Linked DNA regions of Homo sapiens: region 2 is linked to region 1. Evidence: chromatin loops called from intact Hi-C (ENCODE). Cell type or tissue: B cell. All regions are shown on one strand. Each heading gives the region's core, and the rest is flanking DNA. Links, peaks and the distances in the headings are about the cores only.

What was found. Hi-C counts contacts between places; a loop is a spot of excess contacts. Peaks named below come from ENCODE experiments on the same cell type or tissue, not always from the same donor. Only the 100,000 strongest peaks of a DNase experiment are listed, where the experiment ranks them.
Region 2: it touches region 1 in a loop (2.5-fold over the local background); 2 of 110 quality-filtered maps call a loop at or near these places.

The regions. Positions count from the first base shown.
Region 1 is chr2:39,488,901-39,497,240 of GRCh38, reverse strand. The region is part of intron 3 of MAP4K3-DT (MAP4K3 divergent transcript); the gene reads right to left. Among named protein-coding and RNA genes, the nearest start is that of MAP4K3-DT, 56 kb to the right of the region's middle. In B cell, for the core only: no CTCF peak of the experiment used is centred there; DNase peaks (open chromatin) are centred at 2,300, 4,380 and 4,970; H3K4me3 peaks cover 1,446 bases; H3K27ac peaks cover 1,435 bases; H3K27me3 peaks cover 1,826 bases.
Region 2 is chr2:39,262,855-39,271,194 of GRCh38, reverse strand. MAP4K3 (mitogen-activated protein kinase kinase kinase kinase 3) reads left to right here. Exons shown (of 34, transcript NM_003618.4): 27 at 3,948-4,006; 28 at 5,889-5,992. Among named protein-coding and RNA genes, the nearest start is that of CDKL4, 23 kb to the right of the region's middle. In B cell, for the core only: no CTCF peak of the experiment used is centred there; DNase peaks (open chromatin) are centred at 4,904 and 6,214; H3K4me3 peaks cover 1,133 bases; H3K27ac peaks cover 2,570 bases.

The DNA of each region.
Region 1 (8,340 bases), core at 306-8,305:
TGAGACCCCCCCAACACACACCAATCTCAAAACAAACAAAAAGCCTTCTCAAGTAAAAAAATAAGCAAATACTGTTACTACTCCAGCTACTCAACAGTGCTCCCTGTAGATGAAATACTACAGAGTGTTTGCTATTTACAGGAAATTGGAGGTGGGGTGGTTACTGGAAAGTGGGTTGGCAGAGATTGGTGGTTATGTGATTTAATCCTGAAATAGACTGGTTATGAGAATCAATGTCTTCAAATTTCAAATACTGTCTTGCTTTTGCTTTTGTATATATATACACACATATATACATATAAATATATATACACACACACACACAAAAGCAAAAGCAAAACAGTTATTAGCTATCCTTCCTAGAGATAGCTAGCAAGGACAGCTAATCAACTCTTTCAACATTTCAAGATTAAAGGATGAGGATACCACCTGGGTTTTAATACGGAGATGGCTCAAGCCCTTTCCACTGCCATGTAAAAGATTTTTAGATCACATGTGTTGATCATTACAGTGATGAGATGGTATTAAAATGCTTGACAAATTGGTCTCCATGGCAGTGCTTGTAGTCCCAGCTACTCAGAGAGGCTGAGGCAGGAGGATAAAGTGAGCCCAGGAGTTCGAGTCCAGCCTGGGCAGCAAAGCGAGCTCCTGTCTCTAAAACAAAATACAGACTTGACAAACACCTACTGAAGGCAATATGATCATTACTTACAGAAAGGACAGGATCAGAGCTAGGAGAGTGAAGGACTAGATTTATGAAGCTTCAGTCCCTTCTTTACGGGCACTGAAGAGAAACAGTTCAAGTCCTCCAGTTGTCCCATAGGCTTTGTCATATAAGAATGGATAATTTGCTACAAGCTCGAAATGGCAAAACCAATTACCTAATGTTGCTACTGTACTGACTAATCATCTTACTCATGAAACTATCTACACCTTGCAGAGAACTTTAAGAAAACCACTGGGCATGGTGGGTCGTGCCTATAATCTCAGAATTTTGGAAGACCAAGGTGGGGGCATCCCTTGAAGCCAGGAGTTTGAGACCAGCCTAGGCAACACAGCAAGATACTGTCTCTACATAAAACAAAAAATAAGAAAAGTTAGCCAGGCATGGTGGCTATGCCTGTAGTCCTAGCTACTTGGGAGGCTGAGGCAGGAGGATCCTTGCAGTGAGCACTCCAGCCTGGGTGATGGAGCGAGACCCTGTCTCAAGAAAGAAAGAAAGAAGGGAAGAAAGGAAGAAAGGAAGGAAGGAAGGAAGAAAGGAAGAAAGGAAGGAAGGAAGAAGGAAGGAAGGAAGAAAAAGAAAGAAAGAAAGAAAGAAAGAAAGAAAGAAAGAAAGAAAGAAAGAAAGAAAGAAAAACCTTGCAGTATACATTTTCATAAGCCCAAAAGTTACTTCCTTCCATTTATTGCAAGGCTATAAGAACCCAAATGTCTGCCTGTTATGATTTTAACCAGCACTTTTCTACAAGTGAGTATGTTCAAGAACCCCTAAAAAGACTGTAATAATCAGATATCAAGCACCTATATGAGGTAGCAGGAGGAAGAAAGAGGCAGTACAAACAACAATCCACACATAATCCAGTAATGCAAGCTCTGAAATTCCAACACTTCATTTCAACTGCTTCCCCCAAAATTCCATACCATGTTCTTGCTTTTGGATAAAGTCAGTGACAAGAAACGAGATGGTCATACAGCAGCAGCAAAAATATAATCAGGAAATATAATGACTTTGTAATATCCCTGTGCGAAAGAAATAAACCTGAGTAGTGAGAGGAACATGGGTCTTGGATTAGGATATAGAACAATGTTTAAACCCTGGTTGGCCAGGTATAAGCTATGTAATAACCTTGGGCAATTCACCTAATTCCTCTGAGTCTTAATTTCCTCATTTCTTATATGTGGTAATTGTGCCTAATTGAGAAGATGCACAATAGAAATTCAATAGTAGCTCTAATTACCATGCAACAACCTTCCTGGTCCACTGTGTGGGTTTCTTTCAGGCTGTGAGTAAGTGGACATGGATTTCTGTAGCTAGTCTCTGCCAGAGGATATGAGTATTTCAAGAAGCAGGAAGGGCTGGAGGTGTGTGAAGGCTCCCCCGCTCCTGCACTTCATTTGTACACTCTCATCATCACTGGAGGAGTCTCCTGGCTGCAGTTGAGCCTTCGATGAGATGATTTGCATCACTCACATTCCAAGCTGGGTGGGGGAAGCCCAGACATTCTCGCTCTGCCCCTCAACCAGCTTGGTGCCAGATTTCCTCTCGCTTCACCCCCCCAGGAGGTCATCTAGGGAGCAGGCATCACACAGTAGCAACAGGCCTTGCGGATGATGACATCATAGGCTATTTTGCCCACTCTGTTTATCTCGCACTGAGAGGCAGGAGAGCACAGTAAGGAGCACAGGTTTTTTGGTTTGGTTTTGTGGGTTTTGTGGGGGTTTTTTGTTTTTTGTTTTTTTTTTTTTTTTTGAGATAGACTATCACTCTGTCACCCAGGCTGGAGTGCAGTGGCACGATCTCAGCTCACTGCAACCTCCACCTCCGGGATTCAGGTGATTCTCGTGCCTCAGCCTCCCAAGTAGCTGGGATTACAGGAGCACACCACCATGACTGGCTAATATTTGCATTTTTAATAGAAACAGGGTTTTGCCATATTGGCCAGGCTGGTCTCAAACTCCTGACCTCAAGTGATCCTCCTGCCTTGGCCTTGCAAAGTGCTGTGATTACAGGCGTGAGCCACTGCACCTGGCAAAGAGCACAGGTTTTGAAGTCAAACAGACCTATCTTCAAAGTATGTTTCTGTCCTGTGCCACATCTAAACCTTAATTCCCTAAGCTGTAAAAGATGATCAAATAGGCCAGGCACGGTGGCTCACACCTGTAATCCCAGCACTGTGGGAGGCCGAGGCGGGCAGATCACCTGAGGTCAGGAGTTCCAGACCAGCCTGGCCAACATGATGAAACCCCATCTCTATTAAAAATAAGAAAATTAGCCGGGCATGGTGACATATGCCTATAATCCCAGTTACTCCAGAGGTTGAGGCAGGAGAATCACTTGAACCCAAGAAGCGGAGGTTGCAGTGAGCCGAGATCATGCCACTGCACTTCAGCCTGGGTGACAAGACTGTCTGAAAAAAAAAAGGAAAATCAGGATTTCTAAGAGATATCTCTACTCTTACGTTCATTGCAGCATTATTCATGATAGCCAAGATATGAAAACAACCTAAATGTCCATCAACAGATGAATGGATGAAGAAAATATGGTATACATATACAACAGAATATTATGCAGCCTTCAAAACAAAAGGAAATCCTGTCATTTACAACATGAATGAACCTGAAGAACATTAAGCTAAGTAAACTAAGCGAGACACAGAAAAACAAATACTGTGTTGATTTCACTTATATGTAAAAACTAAAGTAGTCAAACTTAGAACAGCAGAGAGTGGAATGTTGGTTGCCATGAGCTGGAGGGATAGAGGAATGGGGAGATATTGGAAAAGGGTTACAGAGTTTCAGTTATCCAAATGAATGAATTCTGGAGATGTATTCTACAACGATGTGACTACAATTAGCAACACTATATTATATACTTGAAATTTGCTAAGAGGGTGGATCTTAAGTGTTCTCACCACCAAAAAATAAAAAAGAAGGGAAAGAAAGGAAGGAAGAAAGAGAGAGAGAACAAAAGAAAATGGTAACTATGTGAGGTGATGGATATGTATATGATATATATGCATATTATATATATATGATTTGATATGGATATATGCATATATATGCATAATTGAAATATGTACATATTTAAAGTGTACGACATGATTTGATATGCATATATATGCATATATATCCATATATATGCATGGATATGGATATGGATATATATGCATGGATATATATGCATATCAAATCATCATGTTGTACACTTTAAATATGTACAATTTTCAATTGTCAATTATATCTCAATATGGGAAAAAGTCTTGTCATGAAGGAGATGCTTAATAAATAGTAGTTAATGTTATTATCTTTGATTGATTTGTCTTTGAATAAATTTCTGTGGCCTAAATGAGGAAGCATATTCAAGGCATATATCCAAATATTTGTAAGAGTAGAGGAATGTTCTTAATCCAAATTATATGCACCAGTATTGCTCACTTGAGTGGAAGGAAATTATAGAATGGAGTATTAACTTCCTAATGACTAGACAAAATTAGTTGAGTAAATTACCCAATCAGTTCAGGAGAAGAAAATAAAAACCTGATTCAAAGGGTTTTTTTCCCCTCTGTGGGTTCATTTTATTGCTGCAACCCTCTAATTTGTTTTAGTTATAAAGACATGGCCATTTCATTTTCAGTTTCACCCAGGAACTAGAACTATATTTTGAAATAGGGACAACTGGATTTAGAAAATCACTTTTGTACAACTAGAACTCATTTACAGCTAGTTATTCAAATATCCAGTGACAGCATAATAAAAATTTAGGGCCTTCTTTTAATTAAACACTCCAGTTTACAATTCCCTGGAAGTAGTAACACATATTTGGAAACTGCTCTCTTTCGTGTTTTTAAAATAGCATCTAACATTAAGACAGTAATTTATTAAGAAATAACTTGCTGATCTGAAAGTGTTGATGTGATTTCAAAATGTCTTTAGAATGCATCCAACTCGATGAGACTTATATGCATGGATTTGGAGAACAAGGAGCTTATCATAGGACTTTCATAGCCCTCTCAAAATGGCAAATGAAGATAAACTGCAGAAATAGGGACTGCATGTTGCAATCAAAAGGGAACCTGCCCACAGACTGAAACAAACTTGGAAAACAAATGAACGGAAGATTAAACAGTGAAGTCTAAGTACTATCACTTCTTCCCCTATGATTAAAGCCTGACAGGCACCATGAGTCAAACTGTAAATATATACTAGTTATCATAGACCTCACTGGGTTTATGCGTCAGTAAACCACAGCTGCCTCTAATTTACCATTGAAACATGTTTTAGGGAAATGAAACTAGCCACCACCTCCTTTCATGCATGTGATATACTATTCATAACCAAGCCCTAATGACAGAAGAGAGCATTCTTAAAATAGTCTAATGGCTTTTTTGTATTCAACAATACAATCCCCCTATATTTTTTATACCTAACTCACCACATATTCAAGAATTTTCCATCATGTGCTTAACTTTAAATTTTTAAATGGTTTTCTTCACCTGAGCTGGCAGCTTTACTATTGCACTAGTCCAAACATATAGATGGGAGCGTCCTTAAATATGCAGCAAGACACACGTGATATAAATAGGAGGAATCATAGTATAGGACCACCTAATAATAATAAAGCCAATGTTTACTTAGTGCTTACTATTTACCTAACATTGTGCTAAGCACTTTTGAAGAATTATTTTGTTTAATCAGCAATTCCAACAAGACAAAATTCCAGTGTCCCAGATGATAAGACTAGCGAAACTTAAAAATCCTAATGTTAAAAAATTAAACCGCTAAGTGAAAATTAGTTTTTCATGGGTGATTTCTTGGCAATTTATAAAATTTAAGTTTTCCTAAAATTAACTGTAAACTGATACATATTAATCATACATAGCAAATGTCTACAGTCAAATTTTAAGCTATTTCTCTGCTTTATTAGCCATTTATATCAGCTTTTATACGAAACTTCCTTTTCATAGGTGCAATTGAAGACAAAGGATCAAAGCTTTTTCACTGGGCACGGTGGCTCATGCCTGTAATCCCAGCACTTTGGGAGGCCGAGGCGGGCAGATCACGAGGTCAGGAGATCGAGGCCATCCTGGCTAACATGGTGAAACCCTGTCTCTACTAAAAATACAAAAAATTAGCCAGGCGTGGTGGTGCACACCTGTAGTCCCAGCCACTCAGGAGGCTGAGGCAGGAGAATGGCGTGAACCCAGGAGGCAGAGGTTGCAGTAAGCCAAGATCACTGAACTCCAGCCTGGAGGACAGAGCATGAGACTGTCTCAAAAAAAGAAAAAAAAAAAGTTTTTTGTACTTTAAGCTAACTTTCATGAAACTATCCTATCATCAGAAACCCACTGCCAGTGGGCACAGTGGCTCACGCCTGTAATCCCAGCACTTTGGGAGGCTGAGGCAGGTAGTTCACTTGAGGTCAGGAGTTCAAGACTAGCCTGGCCAACATGGTGAAACCCCATCTCTACCAAAAATAAAAAAATTAGCCAGACGTGGTGGTGCGTGCCTGCAATCCCAGCTACTCGGGAGGCTGAGGCAGGAGAATCACTTGAACCTGGGTGGCAGAGGTTGCGGTGAGCTGAGATTGTGCCACTGCACTCCAGCCTGGATGACAGAGTAAGACTCCATCTCGAAAAGAAAAAAAGAAACCCCACTGCCACCTCTGAAAGATCTTCGGTGATTTGGGCCATTCATTCATTCCTCAGACTTAACCACCAACTGCACACCACACCCTGGGGATACGAATAAGACATGAACTCCACCTTCAAAACACATTCAGCCTGCTGAGAGAGATATAAACAAACCACAGCAAATATAATGCACAATATCATATAACAGAGGTAGAGAGAATGGAGGTCAAAAGGAGAAAGTAATTGAAAAAAAGGCAATTTTTGGAAGGCTTCACAGAAGCAGTGACACTAAAGGTAGCATCTTTTTTTTTTTTTTTTTTTTTTTTTGTGAGGCAGCGTTTCACTCTCTTGCCCAGGCTGGAGTGCAGTGACCCAATCTCAGCTCACTGCAACCTCCGCCTCCCAGGTTCAAACAATTCTCCTGTCTCAGCCTCCTAAGTAGCTGGGACTACAGGTGCACGCCACCATGCCAGCTAATTTTTGTATTTTTAGTAGAGATAGGGTTTTACCATATTGGTCAAGCTGGTCTCGAATTCCTGATCTCAGGTGATCCACCCACCTTGGCCTCCCAAAGTGCTGGGATTACAGGCATGAGCCACCTCGCCCAGCCTAAAGCTAGCATCTTAAATGTAGATGAAAATCTGTGATGTTCAGTATGTTCACTCTACTTTTTTTTTCAAAAGATGAATTACCTTTTCATTAATGTTTCCCTTTTTTTTTTTTTTTTGAGCTGGAGTCTTGCTCTGTTGCCCAAGCTGGCGTACAATGGCGTGATCTCAGCTCACCGCAACCTCCGCCTCCCATGTTCACGTGATTCTCCTGCCTCAGTCTCCCAAGTGGCTGGGATTACAGGTGTGCACCACCACACCCAGCTAATTTTTGTACCTTTAGTAGAGACAGGGTTTCACCATGTTGGTCAGGCTGGTCTCAAACTCTTGACCTCAAGTGATCCTCCTGCCTCAGCCTCCCAAAGTGCTGGGATTACAGACATGAGCCACCATGCCCAGCCAAAAGATGAACTACCTTTTTAAAAAAGCATAGGATTGTCGCCAGGCGGAGTGGCTCATGCCTGTAATACCAGCATTTTGCGAGGCTGAGGCGGACGGATGACAAGGTCAGGACATTGAAACCATCCTGGCTAACACCGTGAAACCCTGCCTCTAGTAAAAATACAAAAAATTAGCCGGGCATGTGGCGGGCGCCTACAGTCCCAGCTATTCGGGAGGCTGAGGCAGGAGAATGGTGTGAACCCCGGAGGCAGAGCTTGCAGTGAGCCGAGATGGCGCCACTGCACTCCAGCCTTGGCGACAGTGCGAGACTCCGTCTCAAAAAGAAAAAAAAAGGCATAGGATTATGTATCTAATTTACCTACTATTCCATTACTATTTTACATCCTATTTCTGAATTTCTGTGTCTTCCGCCACTTATCTTGACTTAATTTTTTTCTTTTAAGTAACTAGTCATATTGTTGCACTATCCACATAAAAATTACTTCCAAAGACTTGTGATAGAACCCAGTGATGTCACACCTAGATATATAACTCTCACAAGGAGACACATACAAAAACATTTATCATGCATTGTTTGTAAGGGAAAAATAATGGAAACAATTTAAAGATCTATCAACAAAAGAATGAATAAACTGTGGTCTTTTTATACAATGAAATACTATCTAGCACTTTAAATAAACTAGAAGATGTGTATTGGCCTGACGCAGTGGCTCACACCTGTAATCCCAGCACTTTGGGAGGCTGAGGAGGGCGGATCACTTGAGACCAGAAGTTCAAGACCAGCCTGGCCAACATGGCAAAACCCATCTTTACTAAAAATACAAAAATTAGCAGAGCGTGGTGGCAAGCGCCTGTAATCCAGCTACTCGGGAGGCTGAGGCAGGAGAATCGCTTCAACCTGGGAGGCAGAGGCTGCAGTGAGCCAAGATCGTGCCACTGCACTCCAGCCTGAGAGACAGAGTGAGAATCCATCTCAA
Region 2 (8,340 bases), core at 282-8,281, 230 kb after region 1:
TTTACCTACGCTGAATATAGGTACTTATTGTACCATATTATAATTCATTTTTAATAAAGCATAAGCTTTGGAATTCAAGTAAAGTTGAATTTAAATCCTGGATCATTGACTTACTAGATATGGGACCTTGGATAAATTATACAACCTTTCCCCATGTGTTCAGCTCTAAGGGTATTTCACCTCCAGGTTATTATTTCAGGAATTTTATTATAGTCAATCTTTAGTTTTTTTAATAGTAACAGCCACAAATATGTCCTTCCCACTTTCTTCAGTTTCATTATCTAGTAATTACTGTAAAATCTTTTAATTCTCTCACTTATTGGCAGGAAACCTAAAAACCCTTTTAGCATCATAATATTTTATATATGTGCATTCATACCATTTCTTCTGCCATACAGTGAGCACAACTTAAACCTCTACTGAGTGTCTTATTCTTAATCTGATGATAAAGAGCCTCATGGTTCTCATTCTGAAGATAGGTACTCATTGTACCATATTGTAATCCATTTTTAGTAAAGCATAAGCTTTGGAATTCAAGTACAGTTGTATCATTTACTTACTAGGTATGGGACCTTGGGTAAATTATACAGCCTCTCCACGTATATTCAGCTGTAACTGGAACCTATATACTCATCTGGCAGAGTTGTTTTGAAAATGATAAATCGTGTATGTAAAGTACCTACCACAGCACCTAGTAAGCTCTCAAGAAATAGACCTTTTGTCATCATTATTGGGCATGATAAATTGAACTCTGCCTTGTAGTGTACTCTAAAATATCCTATGTTAAATACATTCAGACAGTTAATTTAGAATTCCAGTTAATTGGGTGCTGGTAAAATAAGTTGTATTGTGTTTCATAAAATCATGACTAAAATTAAGGCAAGTCTATAGATCACTATAGAACATTAACTAAATTTTTGAAACATTTCAGTGTACTGCCCACAACTCTTATTTTGAAAAGTTTTTGAAATCCTTAATTCACAGCCATACTTAATAGTTGATTTCTGTTTGTGTAGTAGTCATCCCTATGGTCTTTCAGAACTTGGCAGTTAATCCTCCTGGGTTTTGACTAGTTCAGTGTTTTAACCCCTAAGTTAGCTTTGGGAGCTAGGACACAAGTTCACAAGTGTGGACAGGAACATTAAACTTTCTGCCAGCCGAAATCTGTCAGGAGCTTGGTTCAGATTTTTTTTAACTCTAAAAAGCGCTTTGGTTCAAAGCAGATTCGTTAAGAGTGTGGGGAGTTTTTGTTTTGTTTTATTTTAAGCTGCATTAAACTCCAATGTATATGAAAGGGGCATTTTTATAATTGTAAGTTATAATGTAAAACTTTTCCTAATGTAAAGTTAGTCAAGGGTACAATGAGGTGTTTTAACCAGAAAATCGTAATCAGAATATTCTAGATTGCCATTGTAGTCGTTCAGTGTTTCAACATCTGAATAAATTCTGTGTCATTGTTTAGCTGTCACAGTGTGAAAAACGTTTTGATTCACAAAGACAAGTACTTAAAAAGAGGTAACAGTTTTTGACAGCTTACCTTGCACACTCTGAATAATGTTCATTTAAATTGATACAGCCTGTAGTTCCAGCTACCTGGGAGGCTGAGGCAGGAGAATTGCCTGAACCCAAGAGGCAGAGGTTGCGGTGACCCAAGATTGAGCCACTGCACTCCATCCTGGGCAACAGAGTGAGACCCTGTCTCCAAAAAAAAAAAAAAAAAAAAAGACCTGAGCAAAAATCTAAGCTTCAGATTTCTATGCTGTAACCTACCTCTTTATTGGAGGGACTGAATGACACAGATGTCTAAAATGCATGGCACATAGTAAGGACTCAGTAAATGAAGCTAAAATTATAGCTTTTCATAAATAGGTCAATATATAAAATGTATTAAGGGTTAAAATTACAGTACTACGATATTATATTTTTTAATATTATATTTATGCTTATCATTCAGTTGCCAATTGTGTGGTTACAAGAACATCCATCAGGAAAATTGTTCTGAGCTTGTTTGGAATTGCACTGAACATCACACATGTGCTGTACAATTTTATATAAAATTGTACAACTCTAAAAAAAAAAAAAGACTTGTACAGAGCACTGGCATCTATCTAATCTTTGGCAAATTTACACATTTAAGTTTAAGTGGCTCATGCCTGTAATCCCAGCACTTAAGGAGGCTGCACTTTTGGCAGATTACTTGAGCCTCAGGAATTTGAGACCAGCCTGGGCAACATGGTGAAATCTGTCTCTTTCTTCTAAAAATTATTTTTTTAAAAAAAAGAGTTTAGATGTTTGTAGAAGTCAGGCACGGTGGATCAATTGAGGTCAGGAGTTCGAGACCAACCTGGCCAACATGTCGAAACCCCGTCTCTACTAAAAGTACAAAAATTAGTTGGGTGTGGTGGCTGATGCCTGTAATCACAGCTATTTGAGAAGCTGAGGCAGGAGAATCACTTGAACCTGGGAGGCAGAGGTTGCAGTGAACTGAGGTCAAGCCACTGCACTCCAGCCTGGGCGACAGAGCGAGACTCCGTCTCAAAAAAAAAAAAAAAAAAAAAAATAGAAAAAATCTTTAGCCGGGCACAGTGGCTCACACCTGTAATCCCAGCACTTTGGGAGTCCGAGGCGGACGGATCACCTGAGCTCAGGAGTCCGAGACCAGCTTGGGCAAAGTGGCACAACCCCGTCTCTACTAAAAATACAAAAATTAGCTGAGCATGATGGCAGGCACCTGTAGTCCCAGCTATTTGGCATTCTGAGACAGGAGGATTGCTTGAACCTGGGAGGCGGAGGTTGCAGTGAGCCAAGATCACACCCTTGCACTCCAGCCTGGGCGACAGAGCGAGACCTTGTCCAAAAAATAAAATAAAATTTAATAATAAAAAGTATGTACAGAAATGGGTTTAATTTGAGGTTTTTACAATTTGATGCACCAACAACCTTTATTATATTACATTTTAAAAGACATTTGAGTGTATGTGTAGTTTTTAAATTGTAGTTTTTAAAAAAATTCAGAATTGATTTTTATCTATTAAATTCGAGTCAGATGTTTGCAAAACACCTATAGCACCTTTGCAGAACATCTGTATCCCACTTTTCCTGAGTAGAGAAACAAAGATTTCTAAAAAAGAAATTCTTCACAAATTTTTATAATAAGACAGCTTTTTACAGTACATGTAAATGTATTACATGTACTAAAAATAGCTCTCTCCAGTTTTTGGCTTTTCATTTTCTCAATGATATCTTTTGGTAAACCAAAGTTACTAATTCAGTAATTGACTGCCACCTGTAGTTTGAGGTGCTAAGGTTGAATCAGTGGGGGCAAAAAAGCCAATTAAAATGTAACAGCATTTTCCTGTATGATTTGTTGTTTTTGTATTTCTTAAATCCCAAGGTCATATATTTCTATAGACTTCTATAGTTTGTTTTCATATTTAAACCCTTAACCCATTTGGAACTGATTGGGGGCCATGAGAAGGGGATCCAATTTATTTAATTTTTTTTTTTTTTTTTTTGGAGACCGAGTTTTGCTCTTCTGTTGTTGCCCAGGCTGGAGTGCAATGGTGTGCTCTCGGCTCACCACATCCTCCACCTCCTGGGTTCAAGCGATTCTCCTGCCTCAGCCTCCTGAGTAGCTGGGATTACAGGCATACACCACCATGCCTGGCTAATTTTTTTGTATTTTTAGTAGAGACGGGGTTTTATTATGTTGGCCAGGCTGGTCTCGAAGTCTTGACCTTGTGATCCGCCCACCTCGGCCTCCCAAAGTGCTGGGATTACAGGCAACGTGCCATGGCACCCGGCCTTTTTATTCTAATTTTAATAGATGAGCTAGTATGTCAGCACCAGTTTTGAACTCATCCTTTGTGCACTGATCTATAACAGTAGCTTTTTCATATACTAAGTTTGCCTACATATATTACGTACTCACTTTTATTTACATTTAGGAAATTTTCTGTATCAGCAAAAATCCCTGAAACCAAATGGTGCCAGAAGTGTTGTGTTGGTAAGTAAACTGTCCAATAGCATATAGCTCTCTGAGACTCCTCCTAAAATCTGGCATAAAACAGTACTACCCCAGGGCATTCTGCCAGCAATACTTTATTTTTCCTGCTTAAGTAGAACAAATTTCTTGGCTGTTTCATCTCTGTGTAGACTAAGCCTAATACATAGTACCTTGCAAATAATTTATTTGCAAATAAATGTTTATTAGCAAATAAATTATTTGCTAAACAAATAATTTATTGCCTAGGTAAATGGAGAAAGTTGTATGACTTTTTTTTTTTTACCACATTTTATCACACCCTGTTTTCCAAGGGTCCTGTTACGTACCATTCACCATTCTGCTTAGCAATGGCTTGTGAGATGGCATTTATTCCTTCAGCATGTATTTTTATGTTCACCTTCCTCTCACCTAAATTCCTCCCCCACCCCAATAACAATTAGTTGTTCTATTTGCATGTAGCCAGAGCAAAAAATGATTTCTTTCCCTTAAGTTACTATTATTATAAAAGGGACGATAAACACATGAGTCATTATACCACAAGTATAGTGTGGAAAGGACTCTAAACATAGGCTCACTGAAGAAGGTGGCATTTGGGCCAGGCCTCAAAATAAGGCAGATTCAGATTTGAACTGAATAGATGGAGAGTCATTTCAAACAGAAGAAATGACATAACATGTGGAGGCAAAAAAAAAATCATAAAGGTTACATAATAAATGCTGACTATTCGCTTAGCTGGATACAGATGATAGAAAGGAGAGTGGCAGATGAGTGTGAGCCATTGGCCTTGTGTGAGCATGTACTTATTACTGTGCAACAAGTAAGGAAGGAAGTCTTGTGCTAGAGCAGTAGCAGTGCAAATAGCAGGGAAGGAGTATCTGGGTGTGAAGGGAAAAGATGTCAGAGATGACTGAGGCCTCAAACCCAAAAGACTGGCAGAAGGGCAAGTGTTAACAGGAAGCGAGAACAGCTGGTTTAGAGCAAAAGAGGATGACAAGGTTGGGTTTAGACATGGTGGTTGAGTCTCTGTTAGAACTGCAGCAAATTTACTTGACTCTACCTGAGGACAAAGGGGCAGGTTTTTAGGAAAAGTTAATTATAGGAAAGAATTTCCTATATAGACTTCTCTGTTTTCTTTGGCGGGACAGTTTTGCTGTTCTCCTCCTCTGCCATTTAAATATTTCAAATCTATTTGAAGTGTGTGAACTTTACTGCTGTTCCCCTTTTCACAGTTCAGTTTTTTTATCTTTATTCCAAATATATTTACTTCACATATATTTACTTTACTTCTTCTGGTTTATAACCAGAAGAAAATTTCAAAATCTGAGGTAATTCAATTTTATTATTTGTAAACCAGTATTTTAAGGTTCGATTAATATCTGTGATGTTTTCTAGTGACCATAAGAATTGAATCAAAAGGGGGAAGATAGACAAGTGTTTTATTTTCAGAAACAAAACATTATTGCCTCTGAACATTACCACCAAAAGCACCTTGTGAACCACCCGAATGTGTTGTATCTTAGGAGTCTGACAACTTCTTCCCAAATTTACTTTGACCCTTTTATCAGAATGTTGCCACCTCAGGTAATTTTCCTACCATCATAAGACGAAAAGTCCTTCCTCTTACCCCACAGCCTCATTATAACCAGCAGTTTCATTTGTGCATACAAATAAAAATCCTGCAAGTTAAGAGGGCATTTCCTGCTATTACCTGAAACAGTATTTTTTTCACCCAGCCCTCTAATTAAGAAACTGAACTGGCAACCAGCTTTTGATTTTGTTTTATGTTTAGTTTGTTTAGTTTTGTTTGTTTTTTTGAGCATGCAATTATTGTCATAATGACTTTGTTTTATAAGAGAACTCATTTATATTTTTGCTTTGACAGTAAGAAATCCTTACACGGGCCATAAATACCTATGTGGAGCACTTCAGACTAGCATTGTTCTATTAGAATGGGTTGAACCAATGCAGAAATTTATGTTAATTAAGGTAAGCATAAAAGTCAGACTATCTTATTCTTACTATAAAAGCTTGTCAACCTTACTGTTCTTTAAAGAAACATTTTTTTCAGTTAATTTTCAAGTTAATTTAGTGATTTTAGATAATGTGGCAGGGTTGTAAAAATCTGCCCAGTTGTAAGCAACTTAATTGGCCTAGTAAAAGTTTTATAAGAGACTAGAGAAATAATGCAAGGGTATGGCGGTGGGGAGCTGGAAATAGTGTCTCACATACAGAGCCTGATGGCAGAAACAGGAAGTACTAAAAGATCAGTGAAATATTTTGAATACACTCTCTGGTTGACCTCCATCACAGCTGAAAACAACATACAGGTTGCAGTTTGGCCTAGGAGAACTAGGGGTAACCATAATGACAGGGAAACAAGTTGTTTTTAGTTATATACCCACCCATTAATTTACCTAGGCCTTTCCACAGATTTTTTTTATAGAATCATTTAATTAATGAATAATTTTTAAAATATTTACTGTTACTCATCTGTAACTTACATTTAAGGAAAAACTAACTTTTAAAATGTGTGAAGTACAGGCTCAGTTAATTACATCAAGGAAATACCAAATGAATTTTAAAAGTCATTTTCCATGCTATTATATATGGACTGAGTGGTCTTATTTCATGTGCATTTGATCTCAGTAGAAATTAGAGTCGGAATATAGCTGGAGTGGGGTTCTTCCTAAATTTTATAGTATTAAGATGTTTAAAGTATTGACTCCCTGTTGTTTAAAATCCTGTAAGTGACTAAGAAATCTAGTTTTCGTTTTCATATCAGTTTTACCCTCGAGATTCACTAGGGCTAAACAGATGAAAATATAGTTTCAAGAATTTGAAACCTATTGAAGTATTAATTTCACAGGTAAATGCACTGAAACAAAAATTATTTAAACTGAAAGCTCAGGGGAAAATAGCCTTATAAGTTGTCTAAAGCAGAACTACTGAATACAGCCCATTTATGGCAAACATTGTTTTGTTCTCAGCTCCTCTTTATTCTTGTTTATTTGACAAAAGAATGCTCTATCCAAGATGGAATGGTAAAGTCTACACAGTTTGATTTTTCATCAACCTCTTCCTTTCCTATCTTTTTCCTTTCTTTCTTCAGGCTATTTTAAATATGTCCCTCCTATTATTTTCATTCCTAACCTCTATCAAAATGAAAATGTTTCATCATATCAGTTATTCTTGTATACTGATATACTGATTAACCTGGTATGAATGAATTTTATGTGTTATCTAATATGGTAAACCATTTATGCTAATATATAATGAAAGATGCTTTTCTCTGTTAGAGGAATTGTCCATGTCAAGAGCATGCAGGAGGGAATATATACTTTGAAGACATAGGACGCTTAAAAATTACCCATCCATGGCTTCTCTTTTCCGGGTAGATGGTACCAGGGTGCTTGGCCTGGCTCTAATGAGGCCTCTTACCAGCATTCTGAGATAGTGAACCTGTAGTACAATACTACTTGCAGGTCTCCCTCAAGATTTTAATCACTCTTCTCCCTTTTCTTAAACTCTCTGAGCTATAATGTTTGCCTGCCTTCCTTAATCTTAACCTAGCTTTCCTTTCCGTGTCTCTCTGCGTCAAGACTTCTATATGGGCCGGGCGCGGTGGCTCACGCTTGTAATCCCAGCACTTTGGGAGGCCGAGGCGGGCGGATCACGAGGTCAGGAGATCGAGACCATCCTGGCTAACACGGTGAAACCCCGTCTCTACTAAAAATACAAAAAAAAAAAAAATAGCCGGGCGTGATGGTGGGCGCCTGTAGTCCCAGCTACTCGGGAGGCTGAGGCAGGAGAATGGCCTGAACCCGGGAGGCGGAGCTTGCAGTGAGCCGAGATTGCGCCACTGCACTCCCGCCTGGGCCACAGAGCGAGACTCCGTCTCAAAAAAAAAAAAAAAAAACTTCTATATGTATATTTTGTCTCCATATTTAACATTATTTCTATCAGTATTTATGATGTTTCTATACTATAACCCTTAATCAGATGTATTCAAAAACATTGTTACGCTTTCTATATTCTTGTTTCCTCCTAATGACATTTCTGACAGTTTTTGCATCATTAGACTGCTTTTATTTTTTTTTGAGATGGAGTCTGGTTCTGTTGGCCAGGCTGGAGTGCAGTGGCATGATCTCAGCTCACTGCACCCTCAGCCTCCCAGGATCAAGCAGTTCTCTGCCTCAGCCTCCCGAGTAGCTGGGATTACAGACACCCAGCTAATTTTTGTATTTTTAGTAGAGATGGGGTTTCACCATCTTGGCTAGGCTGGTCTCGAACTCCTGACCTCAGGTGATCCACCCGCGTCATACTCCCAAAGTGCT